2 separate regions of the Homo sapiens genome follow, and region 1 is linked to region 2. The links are chromatin loops, found by intact Hi-C in ENCODE. Cell type or tissue: heart left ventricle. All regions are shown on one strand. Links, peaks and the distances in the headings refer to the core of each region. The heading gives the core; the rest is flanking DNA. Region 1 overlaps CSMD2 (CUB and Sushi multiple domains 2). Region 2 holds the start of CSMD2 (CUB and Sushi multiple domains 2).

What was found. Hi-C counts contacts between places; a loop is a spot of excess contacts. Peaks named below come from ENCODE experiments on the same cell type or tissue, not always from the same donor. Only the 100,000 strongest peaks of a DNase experiment are listed, where the experiment ranks them.
Region 1: it touches region 2 in a loop (3-fold over the local background); 3 of 110 quality-filtered maps call a loop at or near these places.

The regions. Positions count from the first base shown.
Region 1 is chr1:33,648,326-33,659,893 of GRCh38, forward strand. CSMD2 (CUB and Sushi multiple domains 2) reads right to left here. Exons shown (of 71, transcript NM_001281956.2): 27 at 9,621-9,812; 28 at 3,998-4,136. Among named protein-coding and RNA genes, the nearest start is that of ZSCAN20, 180 kb to the left of the region's middle. In heart left ventricle, for the core only: a CTCF peak has its summit at 6,133; a DNase peak (open chromatin) is centred at 7,387; H3K27ac peaks cover 248 bases.
Region 2 is chr1:34,157,391-34,168,958 of GRCh38, forward strand. CSMD2 (CUB and Sushi multiple domains 2) reads right to left here and starts at 7,840. Exons shown (of 71, transcript NM_001281956.2): 1 at 7,521-7,840. The coding sequence starts at 7,707. It also overlaps a transcript of C1orf94 not described here. RefSeq lists enhancers at 5,741-5,870, 6,291-6,350. In heart left ventricle, for the core only: a CTCF peak has its summit at 5,962; DNase peaks (open chromatin) are centred at 5,931 and 7,881; H3K4me3 peaks cover 3,346 bases; H3K27me3 peaks cover 4,451 bases.

The DNA of each region.
Region 1 (11,568 bases), core at 1,636-9,635, 510 kb before region 2:
TACTCCAGTCTGGGTGACAGAGCGAGACTCTGTCTCAAAAAAAAAAAAAAAAAAGCAGAGCTTTCAGTGGAAATTTAAAAAATGTGGGATCAAGATCCTGAAACATTTCTCCCAAGAACAGGAGATGGAACATGGATTTACCAGTACAATCCGGAAGACAAAGCACAATCAAAGCAATGGCTACCAGGGAATGGAAGTGTACAGTCAAAGCAAAAGTGGAGCAAAGGTCAAGGTAATGGGTTTTTTTCTTTTTTATGGATGCTCCAGACATTTTGTGGTTGATTTTCTGAAGGGCCAAAGAATGATAACATCTGCTTCTTAGGAGTTTGTTTTGAGAAAGTTAGCTAAAGCTTTAGCAGTAAAGTGCCTGGAAAGCTTCGAGAGAGACTCCTTCTGCCCGACAACAATGCTCCTGATCATTTCTCTCATCCAACAAGGGTAATTTTTCAAGAGTTTCAATGGGAAATCATTAGGCATCCACTTTACAGTCCTGATTTGGCTCCTTCTTATTGCTTTTTGTTTTCTAATCTTAAAAAAATCTTTAAAGAGCACCCATTTTTTCTTCCGTTAATAAAGTAAAAAAGACTACATTGACATGGTTAAATTACCAGGACCCTCTGTTCTTTAGGGATGGACAAAATGACTGGAATAGTTGGTTACAAAAGTGTCTTGAACTTGATGGAGTTTATGTTGAGTAATAAAGTTTATATTTTTTATTTTCATCTTAAATTCAATTTTTCCACAAACTTTTTGAAGTCCCCCCTGTATGCCTGTGCTCTGGTGCAGCAATTCCACTCTTAAGTATATATCTAACAAAGGCAATTGATACCAATCAAGTGTGCAAAGATGAAAACAATAGAAAAGTAAATGAGCTTGCAGAGAATAGATTTCAGATGCAAATTTGCTCCTGCCCAGCCATGGTCTGGGATACTCAGATACAGCAAGTCCTCAGCATTGTCCACAGGCTCTCAGAAACCATGACTTTAAGTGAAATGACATATAACAAAACCAATTGTTTATTTCTCATCAACATACAGGCTGGGCACAGTGGCTCATGTCTGTAATCTCAGCACTTTGGGAGGCCAAGGTGGGCAGGTCACTTGAGGCCAGGAGTTTGAGACCAGCCTGGCCAAAATGGCGAAACCCTGTCTCTACTAAAAATACAAAAATTAGCTGGGTGTGGTGGCATGCACCTGTAATCCCAGCTACTCGGGAGGCTGAGGCATGAGAATTGCTTAAACTCAGGAAGGAAGGGTTGCAGTGAGCCAAGATTGTGCCACTGTACTCCAGCCTGGGTGACAGAATGAAACTTTGTCTCAGAAACAAAACAAAACAAAAACAATATAATGAAATGACATTGAAGGAAACATTTGAAGACCTGCTATACTTTGTTTTACTTAAAGTCAACAGTTTCCAAGAACCTGTTGATGATACTGAGGACTTACTGTACTCTATTTGAGATTGAGAGTAAAATGACTGTTCTACCTTTTGGCTAAGATATATAGCAGGGGGAGGAGGTCATACATCTCTAGGACAAAGGAGATAAGGCTGGCTAAGAGACAGGATGGGGGACTGGGAGGCACGGGGCACAGAGCCAGATGCGCACTGGCCTCCTTCCCACCTGGCACCTTGTCACACTGGTGTCAGTTGCGGGGTCAACACACCATGGCTGGGTGACACGGTCTTCTTGCCCCTGTAATTCAGCTTCTTGACATCTGCTCTTTTGAAAGTCACCGGCGAAGGGTTTCGGAGGGAGTGAGTCTTGGTCACAAATGATGGCATCACCACTTCCTAACTAACTGCCTTCTTTCTGTCTCTCCCTTCCATCATCAAATTTTGAGCACCCTCGATATTCCAGGCACTGTGCAAGGTGCCAAGGACATGGGGACATGTAAGACACCACTTCTGCCTTCAAAAATTGATGGTGCTGTAGGAAGTGACAGATATATCAACAACAAAATAATGTATGAAGTCAGCCCGAGGCAGAGCAGAAACACAAAGCAAGGTTCCTTGGGGAGGATGAAAAATCAAACATTTATGGAGGAAATCAAGCCTGAACTGAGTCTTGGGAGATGAGAAGACCCTTACAGATAGGACAAGGAGGGAACAGGAAGTTGCTGTGAAGGCAGAAACAGAGGCAAAGTCATAAGGGCATGAAAGAATCCGTGAGGCCCTGAAACTGCAAGGAGTTCCATCTGGCTGGAGCTTAGGGCTTAGGATGGGGTGGGCTTAGGATGGGGTGGGGGGCTGACTGGAGAGGTAGGCAAGCACCAGATTGTTTGGAATGAAACTCCAAAGTTTGGGCCTTTATTATAAGCAATAGAGGGCCATGATAGGATTTAAAAATAAAGGATCTATTTGTTTGTTTCTTTGTTTTTGAATTGAGGTATGATTTACACCGTGTGAAATGATCAGCCCTAAGGTGTGCCACTCTATCAGTTTTGACACATGCATATCAAGACCCAGAACTGTCCCACCACCCCAGAGAGTTCCAAATGCCCCTTCCCATTCAACCTTCCCTACCCTCAGATGCCAACACTGATTAGAATTCTTCACCAGGGATTAGTTTTGCTGATCCTACAATTTTATAGGAGTTGAATCATACATTATGTACTTTTTTATGTCTGTCTTCTTTCACTCAGCATAATATTTTTGGGACTCATCCACGTTGTTGCATGTATCAGTAGTTCATTCTTTTTTATTGCTGAGCACTGTCATTAGAGGATGTTAAAATGGAAAGTAGGGTGGTTATTTCAGCATTTTTGAGTGACACGATCACTCTGACAGCTAGCTAAGGGAGAGATCGGCATGGGAGGCAAGATGGGGCAGAGGAACCAGCTAGGAGATGAGGGCAGTAATTTAGATGGGAAATGATAGGACTTAAACCAGGACAGGAGCTAGGAGGATGGAGAAGAGGAAATACATGAGGAGAGTGAAGGCGATAGAGGCTGCATGCCTTGGTTGCTGCTAGTGGAAGAAGCCGTGAGAGCAGGTGTCAATGCCAGCCCCAAGGCTCAGAACAGAGCTCTTCTGGGGGAGAAAAAATATGCTTGATTTTGTACATGCTCATTTGCAGTGTCTGCAGGCCCCAGACAGAGATGCCCAACATCTGGATAGCGATGCTGACGCTCAGAATAAAGCCAGGGTGGGCAGCAGAATGGAGTCTTCCACTTATAAGAGGAGAGTGGAGACAGGAATGACCGAACTTGTCCAGGAAAGGGGTGTAGGGGAAGAAGAGGAGGTTTTGACAAAGCCCGGCAAAAGAAGATGGTTTAACAAGAGGTCCACGTGAAGTCACAGAAGAGCTTGGAGAACTGGGAAGAGTAACTTCACACAAACCAAGGGAAAAAGCAGTCTAAGGATGGAAAGGGTGATCAAGAGGTGGAGTGGATAAAACACAGAAAGGCCCATTTTGTTTGGAACCAGGAGTTCGTGGGTGGCTTTTATCAGAGGAGTTTCCAGTAGAACCATGGAGGCAGAAACCAGGTTCCAGGGGGTTGAGAGTGAACGGGAGGTGAGGAAGTAGAGAAAGGCAGAGGCAGTTCTTTTGAAGAGCTTTTCTGTAGCAGGAATGGAAAAGCAAGTGCAGGAGCTAGATTGGGGGGGGTGCCTGGGACCCAAGCCCGCCTGTTTATACCTCTGGAGTGGGGTGGAAGGGGCCGGGGAAGCAGACTGGGAATGCAGAGGGCAGGGCAAGGGCATCCAACAAAGGCCTCCTTTCCAGGTCCCAGTATCTTCAGAGGTAGAGAGGAAATAATAATTGCTTCCTCACAAATTACTACAAGGATTAGATGTGATGATATGCATGAGACCACTGAGCACAGTGCTTGGCACGTAGATGTTCAATAAATGCTAGTTTCTCTCTCTCTCGGCTTCTTCACCTCCCTGGAGCTGAGAACTCTGCTACAGACCTGTGAATACTCACCTGGAGACCCAGGTCCCAGAGCCCCTAGCCACTCTGAACCCTTCGTCTCCCACCCGGGGGAAAGGTACATACATGTTAAATACCAGGGCGATGACGTAGTCTGGTGAGACGGTCACTTTCCAGTCACACTCCTTGCCTGGCGGGTAGGGTTCTGGGTAATTTGGTGAGAGGATGACTCCAGATGGTCCTGTCAGGTCTCCCCCGCAGGGAGCTGAGGAGAGAAGAAGACGAGGGTGAGGCTGCCTCTTCACCCTGGGCTCATTTTCATGGGTGTTGCTAATGCACTATTGAGAGAGGAGAGGCTGAGGCTGACAGGCTGAAGTTGAACCTGGCTTAGGGACTCAGGAGAAGGTGAAATGATGGACTTCTACTTTGGAGGGTGGGAATATTTCAGAGATAGTGGTGGTGGTTGCGCAACATTTCGAAAGTACCAGATGCCACTGAACTGTTCATTGAAAAACAGGTAATTTTATGTTAGGTGCATTTCACCTCAATAAATTATTATTATTATTTTTTGAGACGGAGTCTCGCTCTGTCCCCCAGCCCCAGGCTGGATTGCAGTAGCGCGATCTCGGCTCACTGCAAGCTCCGCCTCCCAGGTTCACACCATTCTCCTGCCTCAGCCTCCCAAGCAGCTGGGACTACAGGCGCCCGCCACCATGCCCACCTAATTTTTTTTTGTATTTTTAGTAGATACAGGGTTTCACTGTATTAGCCAGGATGGTCTTGATCTCCTGACCTTGTGATCCACCCATCTCAGCCTTCCAAAGTCACAGGATTTCAGGCGTGAGCCACCGCGCCCGGCCTAATAAATTATTCTTTAAAAATACCTGACCCTGCTACTTCCTAGCTGTGTGAACTCAGGGAACTCATCTAGCCTCTCTAGCCCTCGATGTCTCTCCCGTATCATAAAAAGAGACAATATCTTCTCTGTGGGGTGGTTGTAAAGATTATTGGAGATGTCTGCTGAAGTATTTGGTAGAGAGTGAATGGTTGATAGACGGAGCCGGCACTGTCTGTACACCTATGAAGTACATGGCCTTCCTTCACTGCCTCACATCGGCTTCCCGGCAAGCTTTGTGGGTACTGACTGTGAGTTCCCGTGCACTCAATGTCAGGAGGAGTGGGAAACAGGCTCACATTCGCCTGCCAAGCGCAGCTGGTCTCCTACGCTGCCAGTGCTCCTGGCATCTGCTCGCGGCTGCAGATACTTTCCAACTTTCCAAAAGGCCTTGTCCAAGAGTATGTGTGTACCTCAGTTGTATGGAGCTATTATTAATCCCCAATCAGTCTACGTGGTCGCCCTCCCCTGAGATGACAGGTCTCTCAAGCAGGTGGGGAGGGAGAAAGTGGCCAGGTGACACAGCAACCTATTTACCTAGGGACCTTCTGGGGCAGCTTCCCCAGAGCCTGGATCAGGTCTCTTCCTCCATGGCTGGGGCTGCTGTACCGTGGCATGAGGACTGGATAGAGTAAGAGCTGGGAAGCGTGTGGGGTCGTTAGCAGGATGGCCAAGACTATAGGTATGGTTTGGTCTGGAAACCACAGGGCACCATCAGAGGTTGTCAACACTGAGCCCACAGGAACACAGAGAGCCATTTAAGGGCTGGCTAGAAAATCCAAGATGAGTCTTTGTGGGGGGAGCAAAAGGGTATACCTGACTCCAAAGTTAGGAGCAGCCTTTGGCTTGTCATAGAGCTGAGCACTGGTACTTTAGCTGTGTCATGGAGCCACCTCTGGCTGTGGCTTTTACTCAGGGTGAGGCTTAAAGGGCTGGGTCAATCCCTAACAGGGTCTCAAACAAATGGTAGGTCTTCAGGTCAGGCCATAAGAGCCCTAATGTGGCTGAACATAAAATCCGAGTGGTCATGAGTAGTCTGCTTTTTGTTCCATGGGAAAATATATCCCAAGAACCATCCTGAGTATCAGAAACACTCAAATAGGCATCTATTACGTATTAGACTTAACAAATCACATTTTAGATACACTATCTCATTTATGTCTCATTAACAACTCAATGAGCAATGGATTATTCTTCCTGATTTATAAAGGAGGAAAGTGAGTCTCAGAAAGCCTAAGTAACTTGCCCAGAGTCACTCTGAGACTCAAACTCACATGGGACTGGCTCCAAAGTCTGTTGTTTTCCCCCTTTCTACTTCCATACAGTCGGTAGCAGTAGCCAGAGTAGAGGAGGCGTGCTTCTCCCCGCTGGCCAGCAGGGAGAGCACAGTTGTTGCAGGAGCTTCTGAGCGAGGTGGTGCCTTAAGTTGGGTCTGCTTATGTCTCACTTGTGTCTCCACCACTGAATCCTTCAGGAGCAGAGGGCTAGATAAGTGGGGCCAAGCAGAGGCCAGTACAATCAGTCTAGACCCTTGAGCTTAACAAAGCAAGACTGTAATGTCCAGTCCATGGAGCGTGGCCTTGCCCAGGCCAGCCTAGAAACAGAGTCTGATGTGGCCAGTGAGAGTGGAAAGCCAGTGTCATATCAGAAGTCCCAACTCTGGGGAAATCTTCCCAAGGGGGCACAACGAGGCCTCCATTCTGGTTCCCAGCCTCCACGTCCCTTTGCCAGCTCAGGGGCTTCTTCCCTTAAGTTTGCCACAGATGGGGTGAGTCTCTGTGTTTCTGAAACTGCCCCTGTTACTCTCCCACCAACCCCCAAAGTACTATCAGTGTCTCTGGGTTCTAGGCTGCTGTCTGGGCACAGATCTCTTCTAGATAGTTCCATGGCATCGGGCATGGGCTTCCCTGGCTGCTGCCAGTTGTGCCCCAAGGCCTTGCTTGGATCCCTGGGCTGCCTCGCCAACAGGAAGGCTCCTACTGCTCAGGGTTAGTCGAGGGGTCCTTTTGAGCTTACTAAACCATGGTTGCCCAGATGGGAGTGGGTGCAAGCTGCAGATCCTTCTAGACAGCCAAGAAGTGGGCAGGTTGGACTGAGGGTGAGAGTTGTGGAAAGGGCATTGATTTGGAAGTCATACAATCCTGAGCACAAATTCTGACAATGCCACTCATTGGCTGTGTGAGTTTGGGCCAGCTGTCCACCCCTCTGAGCCTCTATTTCCTCATCTCGAAAGTAAAAGAATAATGATGATAATGGCTTCTAACATACACAGTGCTAACTATGAGCCAGGCACAGTTCTTATTGCTTTATAGTATTTTCTTTTTTAATCCTCAAAACAATGCTAGATGGTAAGTACTACCATTTTCACTATTTTACTGGTGAGGAAATTAAGGCACAGGGAAGTTGGGCAATTTGTCTAAGGCCACACAGCTTGCTGTGGTGAAGGCAGACCTGAGCCAGGGAGTGGAATCCCGAGCTCTAACCTCACCACAGAGTGATTTCAGCTGCAATAATGTAGCTAAAATGTTTAGCCCGGTGCCTATCACGGGGACAGCATCCAATGAGTATTTGTTTTCTTCCTTTGCTTCCTCCCTGTAATGAAGGGTTATCAGGGCCAGCTAGACCCGCTCATGGCAGAACGCCCAGGGAGCTGGAAATCAGAAGCATGTCACTGGGATTTCCAGTTCATTTGAGAGAAGAGGCAAAGGCATTTATTCTGTTGCCTGAGGAACATTTCCCAAAGCCGAGTGTAGAAGAACGGGTGATGAAAACTGAATTAACCTCTCCACCCTACCCACTGCACATTTATTGCTCTCCTCAGCTTAGCACAATCCTCCTTCTCCACTTGGGACAATCTCATCTCAGGACCTGCTTTTCTGTAAAATAAGTCTAAGGAATCACAGCCTTGCAGAAGGCTGAATTTGGAAGGAGCCTCAGAGGTTCCCAGATTCTCTCCTGGGCCTCAACAGAATTCCCTTGAGCAGATGGAATTCTGGCTTAGGGAAGGGGAAGGGAGTCTGAAGACTTGAAAGAAGGAATCGAAGAAGGGAAGGATGAAAAGAAGGAAGGAAGGAAGATAGAAAGGAAGGAAATTAGTATTTCTTGAGATTGGGGTTAGGCGTGTCCTCACCCCACAATGCCATAAGGGAAGTGTATTTACCCTCAGAGATAAGGAAACTCAGGCTCAGAGAGTTGAAGTAATTTCCCAAGGTCACCAAAGTAGTAAATGGCAGAGCTAGAAAGTAAATCTGGATGTGTCTACTTCAGTATCCCATACTGTTCCCTACACAGCAGAATACGTAGTGAAGAACTCAGCTGGATCTGAAACCCAGGTCTCAACCTCCTGCCCCACATACCTATGCGGCTCCTAATTCCCACTGAGGAGCAGGATTTAGTGTGTCAACTTCAGGGCCAGGCCTCAGAGCCATGACTGTCATAGGCCAGTCCTCAGAGGCCTGGGCAGCGTACTGCCTCCCATTAAGCCTGAGTGAGAGAGGTGCAGGCCAGGGCAGACGCTCCTGCAGGAGCTGTCTCAGGAAGCCCCTTACACCCATCTCCAGCAGGGGAGGCAGTGTGGGAGGTAGGAAAATGAGAGGCTTTGCATTCAGACTGGCGTGGGTGTAAATCTTGGCTCTGCCATATCCTAGCTCTGTGATTTGGGACAAGATATCCAAATTTGTCTAAGTTTCAGTTTCAAGTGTAAATGAGGAAATGGTGCTAATTTCAGAGAGCTGTTGGGAAAGTTAAATGAGGTTATCTAAGTAAATGTCCAGTATGGGGCAAGTACACAGTAAGGACTCAGTGACCATGGGTTCTCTTCTCTTCTAACAGCCAGCATTGACAGGGGAGATAAACACTCATTATTTCACCTGAGCAAAATAGACATGTGGAAGTGGGCACCTGGAGGGTTTGTCTCTATCTATTTACCTTTCTTTCCCATCCCAGCCTCCCTTCAAGTTCCCTCCTCCTCTCAGTCTCAAGTAGTTAGAGGCAGGATTTTTCAGGCCCCACCCTTTTTAAGTGATGGGACCTTAGACAAGTCTCAGGTCCTTCATGTCTTCATCTCTCATACAGGAAGGTTTTAAGACTGAGGACAGATCTAAAGAAACAAAACCTGTAATCCCAGCATTTTGGGAGGTTAAGGCAGGAGGATCACTTGAGCCCAGGAGTTCCAGACCAGCCTGAGCAACATAGTGAGACTCCATCTCAACAACAACAACAAAAATACAAAAATTTGCTGGGTGTGGTGGCACAGGCCTGCAAGCCCAGCTACTTGGGAGGCTGAGGTAGGAGTATCACTTGAGCTCAGGAGGTCAAGGCTGCAGTGAGTTGTGATGGTGCCACTGCACTCCAGTCTGGGCGACAGAGTGAGACTCTATCTCTAAAACCTAAAAGAACCAAAACCCAGGTAACCAATAATTTCCTTGAGAACAGCAAAAGCAAGGTTCTTTTCTTTACATTCTGAGGCTGTGGGTGCCCTTCTATTGCTTCAGGTAATAGAAGGGTCATTTCGGAATCTGTTAGCCTTTATTACCCAAGATGACCCACTGTCCTCCTTCTGACCTGTACAGCCTGGGCCAGAGAGAAAGGGACAGACCTGTCTGACTTGGAAATCTCTGGGACAATTTTAGCAAGTGAGGAATTTGTAGTGCTCTGTGTATAGAGTGTGAACGTGAGTGAGTGCGTGTGGGGACACATGCATGCAAAGCAGGGTAAACAATGGGTTTTCTGCAACTTTTGTCTGTTTCAATTCTCTTGGCCCCAGGCCCAAGATGCAGCTGCTGTGCATGGAAGGTTCTGGAGCACACAACTGTGAGCCCCAAGAGCAGAGTGCACCCTGCAGCTGCTTTGTACCGATGCATGTTGGCGGGCTGGGCTGCCAGAAGAACCTGTTCTCGATCTTCACACAGCTGATCTCTGCACTTCCCTGCAGCGCGTAGCCAGGGTCACACTGGAACACTGTGGAGTCGCCGGCTTCCCAACTGTCACCACTCCGACTCCCATTCTGCGGGATCCCAGGGTCATTGCAGGACGTTGCTGTGGACACTGGGGCAAGGAAATAGAAGAGAGGGTAAGGTCGCCTGGGTGTCTGCCACTCAGGAGGCTCCCAGCTCATCACCCTCACTGATTGCCATCATCCGTGCATTGCCACAACCACCAGAACCTCCCCATCATCATCATCAGCTGTAGCCACAGTGCCACTATTCTCACTCCCATTACTATCACTGCCTCCACCACCAATTGTGATCACACTTGTCACTCTCACTGATATCACCACTACCATTCTTCCAGTACCTTCACCATTACTGTCATCTGCCTGTCATGAGATGCTATGAGTTAAGCATGATTATACTGTTATAATTATAGAATTGAATTCAGCTTAAGAATACAAGCATTGTTACATAAACAAAGCATTGCAATTTTGTATAATGTAACTAACATGATCAGAAGGAGGAAGTGACAAGATAATTAAGTCTAAACTCCATGCTGCCAGGTATGGTGGCTCACGCCTATAATTCCAGCACTTTGGGAGGTCAAGGCAGGAAGGTCACTTGAGGTCAGGAGCTCGAGACCAGCCTGAGCAACACAGCAAGACCCTGACCCTACAAAAAAATAAAAAAGATTAGCTGGGTGTGGTGATAGTTGCCTGTTATTCTAGCTACTCTGGAGGCTGAGGTGGGAGGATCCTTTAAGCCCAGGAGGTTAAGGCTGCAGTGAGCCATGATCATGTCACTGCACTCGAGTGTGGGTGACAGAGTAAGAGCTCATCTCTAAAACAAACAAACAAATAAACTCCATGTATTCAATTGGAAGGGTTTGCAAAGGACTTTGCGAGTTGGCCTGCCTAAATGCTAAGCAGTGGTTGTGAGGTTACCGGGAGTTACTGAAGTTAGGTCAAGATCATGCTCTCTCTTGCAATGGCAGACAACCAAGGATCCATTAGACTGAAACCATATTTGAAGAAAAGTCAGATATTTGTAGCAAGTGGGCAGAGAAGAATTCAAAAATAGCTGAGATATATTAAAAATTCAAAATACTCAGGAATTTGCGACGTCTTCGTGTCTATTACCTAACCTAGTTTAACATAGAGCAGGTGTTTTATAAGCGAATACTGAATGAATGCTAGATGGAAGGAATACATAAATAGGAGAATGAGTGGGTGAATAAATGAACAAATGTGGCATGAGAAAACACACCGGAGGAATGGGTGCAAGAGTTAGTCCAGAGAAAGGAATCTCAAGAGCTGGAACAACCCTGGCTGCCTCCACAGCCCAGAGCTGACAGCGGGGCCCGGTCCCAGTCCCCAGCTATGTCATCCCTCATAGCCTGTGCTCAGGGCACTCTAGGGCAAGGAGGTTCTTGAAACCACAGGATAAATAATACTGATTTGATTGGAATATCAGTTTTCTCAACAATTTAAGGAAAAACTACTTTTATACTAAAACAAAAGAATTTATTCTGGATTACAAGGTAAAATTCATATTAGTTTTTAAGCAAAAATGTGAAGCCTTAAAGATATTTTGTGCTTGCTACAGCCACCAGACATCCTGAGGATGCACACCCATTCTCTTCTGCTATCAGGAGGACATCAGCGGAAAAGTTTGAGAAGCGGCAGCCTAGGGCAACTGTATACACTGATGTCACTAATTATAACCTCTGGGATTGTATACGAGTCTTGAGTTACACAATCTGATACCTTCTACTCAATAACACCTAAGGAAGCATACAGCAAACTATGGCCCACGGCCATATCTGGGCCTATGCCTATTTTTGTAAATAAAGTTTTACTGGAACACAGGCA
Region 2 (11,568 bases), core at 1,535-9,534:
ATATAATAACCCCATCTTATCTCCCAGTCTCTTGTTCCAACTCAACCAACCCAAACCATCCCAATAAATCTGACTCACCTCTATCTCATGCCATTCTACCACAATACATCTCACCTCCCCTCCATCATATCCCAATTGTTCCATTCTACTCGACCCCAACTCCACCCACCCCATCTTATCCCATCCCACCCCAGTGTCTTCTAACACATTCCCTCCCCACCTCACCCCCCATCCCAGTCAATCCCCTGAATACTGCACACCCCACCCTCTCGATCCCATCCCCGACATCACATCTCACTCAATCCTATCCCATTCCATTCCATCACCTGTCTCACTCTATCTATCCTGTGCCAACACATCCCAACCCACCTTTGATCCTACCCAACTTACACCTTCCTACTTGAGCTCAGTCTACCTCAAATTAGGCTGTTTCTCCAATCCCACCCCATCATGTTCCACTCCATCTCCTTCCCTCTCATCTGCTGTTTGGCTAAAGTTCACATTTGTGGATGTATAGTGGGTCATGACTATCTTTCATGTGACATTAAGCTACCTGAGAAGGCCAAAGGGGTCTCACCTTCTCCCAAAGCTCTAAGAACTAAGTGTGTGTTTGGGTGGGAGAGAAGAAAAGAAGATAAAGAATCTCATTTTTAGAAGAGGAGTATGAAAAGACAGTCCAGGAGATTGAGCTCTCTAGAGTCCAGGGGAAAAATAAATATGAGTTTCCTTTGTTTCTCTTAACTTACAAGAGTAAGAAAAGAGCTCTGAGAGCCACGCCATCATTTTCAAGTAGAGAAACTCCCACGTTGCATAGCCCACTCTTTGCTTTCTGTGGGTCCAAGGGAAAACCAAGCCCTTCTCAAAGCGAGTGAACCCTGAGACAGAGTCTTTGTAAGCATAAAGACTCTGAAATAATCCTCTATTTGCAGGTTCACCCCGATGTTCCCCTGTTGTTGGGGAAGCTCTCACGACACTGCAGCAGATGGAGAGGAGGGGTGCAAGGCCATATGCCACCCAAGGAGATAAATCCAGGGAGGGCAATGCAGTGCATTCTCGAGGTAGAGGGTTCTCCCTCCCTACCCTCCTGGATGAAGGGCACTGAGCTGGGTTGATGGGTTGAGTGAGGGGACCAGGTTCTAAGGTGTGTGCTTTCAGCCAGAGGAGCAAAGAGAAAAGACTCCCCCCACTGGGTATAGTGGTGCCAGAGAGTGGCAGAGTGTATGAATTGTTTCTCTTATATTTCTAAGAGGCTGGTGCTGAAAGCAAGTAGACCGTAGTTGTAGTAATAGTAATAGTATCTAACATGTATTGAATGGTAACAATGGGCCCAGCACTGTAACAAGGGCTTTCCAAAAAGATGGGCCCTAGGGTCAGGTAGACTTGAGGTTTAATCCCGCCTTCTTTACCTACCTGCTCTACAGCCTTGGCCCAGCTGCTTACTTTCTGAGCCTCAGTATCTTCAAATACAATATTACAGTGATAATTAAATGGTAATGTCTACAAAGCATTTAACCAGCACTCGGTAAAGGAGAGCTATTATTATTGTGCAGATGGGCCTGGGGCTGCCTCCTACTTGAAGATGCCCCTTAACCCGTTTCCAGTCTTCCCAGCCCCCAGCTGCCCTTGGGAATGCCCAACAGGGTGGTCTAAAGGAAAGGGAGCCCTGGGCTCCAAACAACCTGCCTCTGATTGTCTCATCAGCTCTGACTGTCTCATCAGCACACTTACTGAGTGTCCACTATGTGCTCTACACTGCCCTGCCTCAGTTCACAGTCCTTTAGGGAAATGAGACAGATAACCACCTCACTAAGCAAGAAATTCCAATATGTCCTGATGACTCTGACAACAAAGGAAATGTGAGGAGTTGTAAGAACCCACAGTAGAGTTCCATCTAGATGGGTGTTTGGGGCTAGAAACCAAGAATGACTTTACAGCCTGCCCCCCCCCCACCCAGGAGCTTGTGGTGGAAAGGAATGGACAATAGCTGCTTGAGGATTAGAAGTGTGGGATTCAGGCCTCAAAAGCAGCACAGTATAACTGATGAGGACAGCCCAGTGGGAAGAGCAAGGCCAAAGAAGGCAGCCTGGGCAGACGCTTCCAGGGACGTGGTACCAGCTGGGTCCCCAAGAAGTTGAATGGCAACAAGGTTATGAGTAAAAGATATGGCGTCAGCCAGGCCTGCATCCAAACTGTGGCTCGGCTATTTACTTAGTGCGTGGATAAGTTATGTGTCCTCTCTGAACCTGTTTCTTCATCTATGAAATGGGAATAATAATACTGCAGGCTTCACTGGGTTGCTGAGAGGATTGAGTTAATACATCCAAGTGCTTAAGACAGTGCCGGTGAGTACTCAGTGAATATGAGCTGTTATTATAACTCCCCTGGGTGTCCAGAACAGCTCTCTGAGCATGGTAGGTGGGGAAGGACATGGTGAGGGCACATAGACTTCCTGGCTGATTCCTTTGGCCCCAGCTTCTATTTAATAGGCACATTCGATGAGGTATGGCACTGGACTCGTTGCATCTCTGGTTTCTAATCCTTCCAAAAACTCAGGAATTACTTGTCCTTTTTACAGCAGGGAGACTGAGCCCTAGAGAGGCCTGAAGATCAGCTGGGTCTCCAGCAAGGCTCTGCGGAGCAATCAGGTTCCCTTAATCCTGCTGGCGTGATGATGAGGGTGAAACAGGCAGGTCAGGCACATGAATGAGGGTGAAGGGGGTGCTGCTGAAGCTGCCTGCTGGGCTCTGCCGGAGAAACCCAAACCAGGCAGTGTCCAAGACCCTGCAATTTGGTCCTCCAGTCCCTGGTGCATGATTCTAATCTCACCTTCAACAAAGCCACACACTCACCAGCCCTAGATATGGTGGGCACTCTCCGCTGCAGTCAGCTCATTTTTTAAAAACCATAAACCCTCAGCTTGATTGCAAATGGAAATTCAAATTCATACACACACTGGTGACTGAGTAGTGAAACGCCTTTCCTTGGCTCAGGGTTGGAGGAGAGTGGTATGCCAAGGGCTTATTGTTGCATTGGTTCTAGAACCTAGGGAACTGTAACCAAACGGTGATACTTAGTTGTGGGGAAAGGAACAGGGGACCAGATGTCTTTGTCATCTTATTACCTCTGCAAACCAGCTGGCTTCCTTGACCCCCGATTTAGTCTTATCAGTCCTTGGAAAACTCTCCAAGAAAAAGAAAACTGTAAAAATCATCTGATCAAACAGCCATACATCAAGCACCAATTCTATGCCAGAACCTGAGCTGGATATGGGGATACCAAGAGAAATAAAGCACCATCCCTGCCTTCAGTAAGCTCACATTTTAATATATAAGGCAGACAAATAAATGCTTTTTAATACAATTCAGTTTGTACTACAGTAGAACATTGAGTACAGTCAGTGCTCTAGTCTACAAGAGGCTGACTAAAAGCAAGCACTCAGACAACATACAAAGCAGGGGAAATTTTTTTAATTTGGCATTTGATTTTTTTAAAGCCATGATGTAATTGGCACGGGAAAAATCAGAACTTTGTCAGAATTCCATCTACTTAAACTATCTACTTATAGTTTAATATTGCTTTTTAAAAATTAGTTAGTAAGGGAGTGGAAGGCATGATAGCTTTTTCAATGCTCAGAGCTCCTCAAGGAAAGTAGCTAGGTTCGAGAATAATTGAGGATATGAAACTGACAGAATTTGATGACCATATGATAAGGAAGGAGTTGAGGATAATCCAAAGGTTTCTGGGCTCCATAACTGGGAGGCTACAGGAACCACCAGCTCACAAAGGAAATACGGGAGGCTTAAGAAAGAAGCTAATAAGATTGCTCTGGAAGGGAAATATCTAAGTGAAGATGTCCAAGGATCAGCTGGATACATGGGTTACCTAGACCCAGAATTCCCATGGACCAGGAAGCCAATAGATGAATTTCAGGAGAGATGTCTTGGCAGAAGAGATCTGTCTGGAAGCTTCAGAGTGTGGTAGTGAAAGGGTTGGGCAAGGATGAGCTCACCCAGAGAGTGGTGAAAAGGAATGGGAAAAAGTACAAAGAATTAAATGCTGCAGGACACTATACTTCAGGGAGGGGAATAAGTGTTAGTATTAGAGACTGAGAAGGAACACGCAAGAGATAGGAGAAAAATCAGTAAAACATAGTGTCCCAGAAGCCCAAGGAAGAGAAATTCATCCAAAGTGGCCACAGCCACAGAGAGATAAAAGAAAATAAAGATAAAGTACAATGTATTTGGCAATTGAGGTGGTCATTGGTGCTCTCTTCTAGAGTGTTCCAGTGTCATCCTGGAGACAGAGGTTGAAGTAAGGAGTGACGGGTAGTAGAGAAAACTGACATGAAGACCCCTTTGAAGAGAAGTGACTAAAAGACAAAAAGAGATGGGGCAGTGGCTTAGATAGGTCAATAGGGCCAAGAAGGCTTCTTGGCTTGTTTTGTGGTAAAGATGAGCCTGTTCACAGGTCAAAGGGAAATGTGTTTTAAGAAGGGAGGGTGGCCAGGTGCGGTGGATCACGCCTGTAATCCCAGCACTTTGGGAGGGCAAGGTGGGCAGATCATGAGGTCAGGAGTTCGAGACCAGCCTGACCAACATGGAGAAACCCCCCTTCTCTATTAAAAATACAAAATTAGCTGGGCATGGTGGCATGCGCCTGTAATCACAGCTACTCAGGAGGCTGAGGCAGGAGAATCACTTGAACCCGGGAGGCAGAGGTTGCAGCAAGCCGAGATTGCGCCATTGCACTCCAGCCTGGACAACAAAAGAGTGAAACTCCCTCTCAAAAAAAAAAAAAAAAAAAAGGGAGGATGATTGATAGGGACAGCAGGTAATTGGTGGGAAGTCTCCAGGGAGGCTGGGGTGGGGAGGGGGAGGGGGAGTGCAAGGCAGGACAAGGACTAAAGGGGTTGAGGGGAGAAGGTATGGGTGGGTGAGGAGACTCCCCTTTTTCAAACTATTTTATTCATTTATCCAGTGATCACTGAGCCGAGGAAGGGAGACGGTTCAGTCCTGAGCATCTTTTAAATTCAACAGTGTGAACTGAACACAAAATGAATGTGTTTCCCCTTCTAATGTACCAAATCCTGCCGATCTTCTGTCACCAAGTCCATTTCCAAATCTCTGCTGCCTGCAAGGCCAAACAGCCCATCTAAAGGCGGGAAAGGCTTAAAAAGAAATGTACTGGGCTGGGCGCGGTGGCTCACATCTGTAAGCCCAGCACTTTGGGAGGCAGAGGCAGGCGGATCACCTGAAGTCAGGAGCTCGAGACCAGCCTGGCCAACATGGTGAAACCCCATCTCTCCTAAAAATACAAAAATTAACCGGGCGTGGTGACGGTCGCCTGTAATCCCAGCTACTCGGAAGACTGAGGCAGGAGAATCGCTTGAACCCAGGAGGCGGAGGTTGCAGTGAGCTGAGACCGCGCCATTGCACTCCAGCCTGGGCGAGAAGAGCAAAACTCCGTCTTAAAAAAAATTTAAAAAGAAAGAGAAGAAAAGAAAAGAAATGTACTGGAAGCTTGCAAGCCAGAGCAGGGCCTGCCGGAGAGGAACTACCCCAAGCCATGAACACAAGGCCCCCTCCCCGCAACTTCTCTACTGAGCAAGGAGCTGCGAGCAAATGGATCTCTATAGGGCAGGATTCCAGCACCGCTGAGCGGTGCAAGCGCCGGTGAGTCGGCCTTTTTCTCTCCCCTAGGGGCAGGATATGCCCAAGGGGCAGGGACAAATCTAGCCAGAAAAACAATTCAGTCCGATGCCGAGACATTCTCCAATCAGCTAAGCCAGAGACCGGCCTCGCCTCAACGTACGTCCGGGAGGCCTGGCGGGAGGTAGCAGCGATTCCCCCACCGCCCATGTGGCAAGTCTGGGTGACCAGCAGCGTCGGTATGCACAGCCTCCCAGTGGGTGTGGGTGTGCGAGAGGCCAGAGCTCCCAGGCGCGCGCACCGCGGGCGCCCCTCTCTGGGTGTCGGTGGCTATGACTCTTAGCAGAACCTAAGAAAGTCCCGTCAGCTAGGAATGAGAGAGCCAGAGCTGGCTCGGGGCGCCCTCCCTGACCAAGAACCCCAACATGCCGCGGTTAAGCGGTGGGCGACACGGTCTGCGAGGACAGACTCACAAGACGCTGAAGGCCAGAGTGGGCCAGAGAGCTCGCCACTCACTGACCTGCCAGAGGAGAGGCGCACTTTCCCAAGAAGGGGAACTGGGGTGGTCCAGGCCAAGCCTTCAGAGGTTCAATCGGTGGTTTCAAAACAAAACAAAACAAAACAAAAACAAAAACAAAAAAGAAAACACGGCTCCAGGTCGAAGGTGCCCTAGGTCTAGGCCTGGCCAGCAGGTGTTTCGGTTTCTCCCCCAGTGGGTGTCAGCCTCGCGGGCTAAATGAAAATGCGGTTCCAGGCATCCCGGTTTGGACCCGTCTCCACCCGGGCACACGGAACTTTCTAGCTTGTAGCTAGAACTGAGCTTCGGAGGGGTGCTGTGGGTAAAGCGGGAGGGCACCAGTCGCGGCCAGTAGCCTCCACAGGGGACCGGGTTCCCTCGAAGGTTCGCGTACCTCCCCCGCGCGCTGCAAGCTGCAGCCAGACACCCGCGAAGTTCCGGGACTCTCCGCACCCGCTAGATCTGCCCCTTCCCGGACTCGGTCGTCGGGAGCTGGTCCCGCCGCCCGCGCCGCCGCTGCCGCTGCCGCAGCCGAGGCGCTCGGCTGCAGCAGGGCGCGGGAAAGGGCACTTTGGCGCGGAGTGAGCACCGAGGGGAATGTGGCAGCGCGAAGCCTGGCGGCGGCACTCCCTCCCCCGCCTCGGGCTACAACCCCCACCCCCTCCTTCCCATCCCTCAACACCCTCCAGCCCCCACCTGCACCCTCCTGCAAGGAATGCGCGGGACCCCCACCGTGGGCACGCGTCCACCTGAACCCCCTCCTAGCTCCGAGCGCCGAGGGAGGGGTAGCATTTGAGGAGGGGGATGGCGGCCGCAGTCTGCAGTCGGTTCCAGAGGGGGCACCGGTTTCAATTGGAGAAAATGGGCGGGGGCAGGGAAGGGCAGACCTTGCAGACGCAGAAATGGGGAGGGGGCGCACGGTTCCTCTCCAGCCCCCAGGACCAGCGTGCCTGGCAGAATCAGGAGCCGGGGGAGTAGGGCTCCCGGAAAGTTTATCGGGAAAAAGCCTAGCACCGTGGGGGCTGGGAGGCTGGAGAAACTGAAGCCACAGACCAGGTGCCCCGCAACCCCGGGCGGGGATGTCTGTCTCCCAGGCCCCCACACCGGCCGCATCCGTCCAAGTTGCGGCTGGGGTTGGGGCAGCAGTGAGGGTGAGGGTGGAGGTGAGGACGTGGCTGAGGGTGGGGTGGGAGACGGAGGCAGGGATGAGAATGAGAGTAGGCAACTGGGAGGGTGGGAGATTCAGGCAGGGATAGAGGCGGGGGGAGGGACTGGGACCGGGTCGAGGATGGGTGGGCTCGGGGCTCGGGTGGGGCGCGCGGCGGCCGCTGGCTCCTCGGCGCGGCTGGACTCACCCGCGGCGGCCGAGACGCTGAGCAACCCACAGCCCAGCAACAGCAGCAGAGGCGGCGGCGTTGGCGGCGGCGGGCGGCCCCAGCGGCTCCCGGCGCCCGGCACAAGCGCCGAAATCCCGGTTTCGCCGCGAGCCCTCCCCGCGGGGCAGCCGCAGCGCCCCAGCTCCCGTCCCCGCGAGCGCGGCATGGCGCGGCCGGCAGCGCCGAGGGAGAGGCTCCGCTCGCCGCCGAGGAGAAAGGAGGTCAGGAGAGCTCTGGAGCTTTTTTCTGCTCGGAAAAAATCCCGGTACGCGGGAGCCCTGAGCTTCTGCGGCTGGAATGAACCAAGTGTCCGCCCGGCCGGGGAGAGGCGCGCTGCGCTCTCGGAAATGACTCGCTCCAATCCCGCTTCGCGGGGTTCGCGCCGGGGGGCGGGAGGGGGTGAATTATCCCCGGATTAATCACTCCGGAGCCGCTTCTCCGCCGCTCCAAATGCTGGGGGTGGAGGCGCAGCTAAGGATAAAATATTGGGGGGCGGGGGTTCCTCTTCAGCGCCACCTCCACCTCCAGATAAACCACAAATTACATCTAAAGGGTTGTTTATCCGTGTCTGTTTTGCAATTGACCAGTTTCTTTTAAGTTCAGTCCTCCTGTTTTCATTTATAACATCACCCATTAATACACCCCCCTCTCCACACACACACACACAAACACACACACACACACACAGTGACAGAGACACACGCACTCACACACACAGGCACATACACGCACACCTCTTCCACGTTTGGAAATTGGAATCCTGTCTGGGAAAAGGTAACCAAAGAAGGACGCGTTCCCCAAGTCTTGGCTCTTACCAGCTGATCTTGGGTGGTGGCTTTGAACTTGCCATCTAGGGCCGGGGGCGATGCTTATGAGCCTCATTCACAATAGCCTCCTACCCCATCCCAGGAGAGGGGCGTGTGTGCGTAGACAGAGGCAGGGTTAAGAATTGGAGGGCGGTGGAGGGGGGTTGTGTGTGGGGTGGGGAGGGGGGGGAACCGGTTCATTTGACCCAGTGCGGTCCCACTCCTACCCTAAGACAAAAATCTCAGGGTGGCAGAGGCGGTCCCTGTGTGCACGCGAGTTGGGGGTGGGGAGTGAGGTTGGTGGAAGGACGGTGCAAGAGTTACTAGTACAATTTATCCCCAAATTTAAATAATCGGATCCTACTTCTTCTTCTCCCCTTCCTCCTCCCAGCCAAGGCCCCAAACCAAGAGAGTTCTTCCCAAGGACGTGAGCTGCTCCCCACCTCTCCCCAGTAGCGGCTGCCTCTAGGCCCCAAGGGCTTAGTGTCGGTCCCCACCCCATCCCCCACCCGACTCGGTCGCCGTCTCTGTCTCGTCTACTCCAGGCTTCTCCGCCAGTCACGATGGCTCCTTCGCTGTCTACGCCAAACTCTCGGCGAGAGGGAAGAGACGCTTCATGGGGGGAGGCTGGAGGAAACTGGGAGGGGCAAGGTCCAGAGAGGAGGCTTCTGCTGGCGCGTGCAGTGGAAAGGCACCTGCGATGGGCACCCCCGCCCCCTTTGCCGACACACCCCAGAGAAGCTGTGCTCCGGGCTTAGGGCAGCCTGATTTGGCCAAAACGGAGCGTTGGCATCTGTGTGGCCAAGGGGGCAGTGGCCGGCGGGCGGTGGGGCCTGAGAATTTCCGGGGAAGGGTGTGGAGAGGGACTGTAGGGATGGCGAGCCAGGCTGGGGGTGGCTGGCGACCCAGGTTGGCCGGCTGTCAGCGTGGCCAGGAATTTCCATCCAAGGAAGGGTGTGAAGAGGGGCTGTGGAGTTGACGATATGAATTGGGGGGCGGGGGCAGGGCTGGAGGAGTGGAGGCTTGTCCCTACTCCCCATGAAAAACTTCCTCCCCAGAGCCACGCTTTCGCAGCCTCCTAGATGCCACTCTTCCTCCCTCCCCCCACCCCAAGTTGTTCCGGTTTCCCTGCATGAGCTCATCCCACAGCTGGGGAGCCAGCCCGGTGGCCCTGGGCGGGCGAATCTCCTCAGAATCGCGGGCCTGGTCCCCACCCCCAACACGCTTGTATGCCCGCCCCTCCCGACGCCGCCTTGCTGGGTGCCAAGAACCAACCGAAGCAGCCAGAACTCCTCAGTGAAAGGCCTGCTTTATGTTCCCGGGGCAGTGAGGAGGGGGCTTCTCCCTTCCCATTGTCCAGACTCAGCCCCCGAAAGAGAGGGCTCAGCCTTCCCACCAGCCCTGGAGAGGAGGAAGGGACTGACTACGCCAGCAGTGAGTGGTGGTGGTGGCCTTGGGGGCTGTTAGCTGGGCTTGCCTGGGGGTGGGCTCCTGGCTTCTAAGCTCCGACTTTACCCCTCTCTTGGAGGCGGGGTTCTCCTCCAGAGAAAGGAACTGGCAGAGATGCCCAGGCCTCCTGTGCAGCCCACAGCTGGGCAGAAGAGAGTCTGGGCTGCTCTGTAATTCTGGGGCTGCAGGCCAATGGGCTTTCTCTTACCCTCTTCTCAGCTCCAGAACTTTGCTCTGTGGCTGCAACGGGCAGATGAGATTTACCCCCAGAACTTTCCCGGGCAAAAGGAGCGTTTGTCATCCTTCTCCCTGGGGGCTGTGGAGGGCAGGGCACCTATTTTATCCCTGCAAAAGGCCCAGTTACTCACATCCTCCGCCATTCCTGCTCTCTGATCTATTTGGGTCCACGTGCTTTCACTGAGCGCCTCCTGTGCTCGGGGGCCCTGAGCGAGGCTGTGCTCTGGGCCCTGCAGAGATGCACAGTGTGTGGTCCTGCTTTGGGAGGATGCAGGCCAGAGGTGGAAACCCACACGTAACTGATACCGTCAGACAGCGATAATCACCATGACTGAAGAACCGGCATGCTACCGAGAGGCATGTCAAGACAGTGAGCTTTTCCTGGACTTGGGGGATCAGAAGGCTAATTTAAGAAGGAAAGTAGGATTTGGTCTGGAACCTGAGACATGGATAAAGACCTTGAAAAGATGAAGATTCATTTACTCAACAAATATTTATTGAGCATCATTATGTGCCTGGGTGCTGTGCTAGACAATGAATATACACCTAGTGCACAGTCCCTGACTTGATGAAGGCAGAAAATATGTATACAAATACACATAAAGTTACTAATTAAGGATGCTACAAAAGGAAAGTTTATGGTGCTAGGAGAAACAATATGGGGATGTGCTTTAAGGAGATGGTCTGAGAAGGCCTCTCTGAGATGGCAACGGTGGAAGATGGGATCTAAAATTAAGCAAGATGCTCAGGAGGCTAAAGCCAGAGGATCATTTGAGCCCAGCTGTTCAAGGCTGCAGTGAGCCATGATCACACCACTGCACTCCAGCCTGGGTGACAGAGCCAGACTATCTGTCTATGAATTAATTAATTAATTAATTAATATAATAATAGAATTAAGCAAGGCAGCCATGCAAAGTTGGGGAAAGAGCTTTTGGTATAGTGAGCACAGGCAAGGCTGTAAAAAGGAAAGGGGGCCAGGAGGAGGAGGATGGGGCTGGATCCAGGTAAGCAATGGGAGATAGGGAGTGGGGCAGATCACATAGGGTCTATTAGGGGATGGCGAGGAGTTTGCATTTTATTCTTAGCCAGTGAGAAATAGAAGGTGTATTAATTTGCTAGGACTGCTGCCACAACAAAGTACCATAGACCCTGTGGCTTAAAAAACAGAAATGTATTGCCTCACAATTCTGGAGGCTGGAAGTCCAAGATCAAGAGGTCGACACAGTTGGTTCCCTCTGAGGCTTCTCTCTCTGGCTTGTAGATGGCTGCCTTCTTCTCCCTGTGTCCTCACATGTGTTCCCATGGTACATATCTGTGTCCAAACTTCTAATCAGGACACCAGTCATACTGGATTAAGGCCCAACCCAATGACCTCATTTTGACTTAACTGACTTTTTAAAGACTCTACCTCCAAATAAGGTCACATCCTGAAGTACTAGGGGTTCGGACTTCAACCTATGAATTTGGGTGGGGGGGCACACAATTCATTCTATAACAGGAGGAGATGACTTTTCAGATGGAGGGAGGAGAGAGAT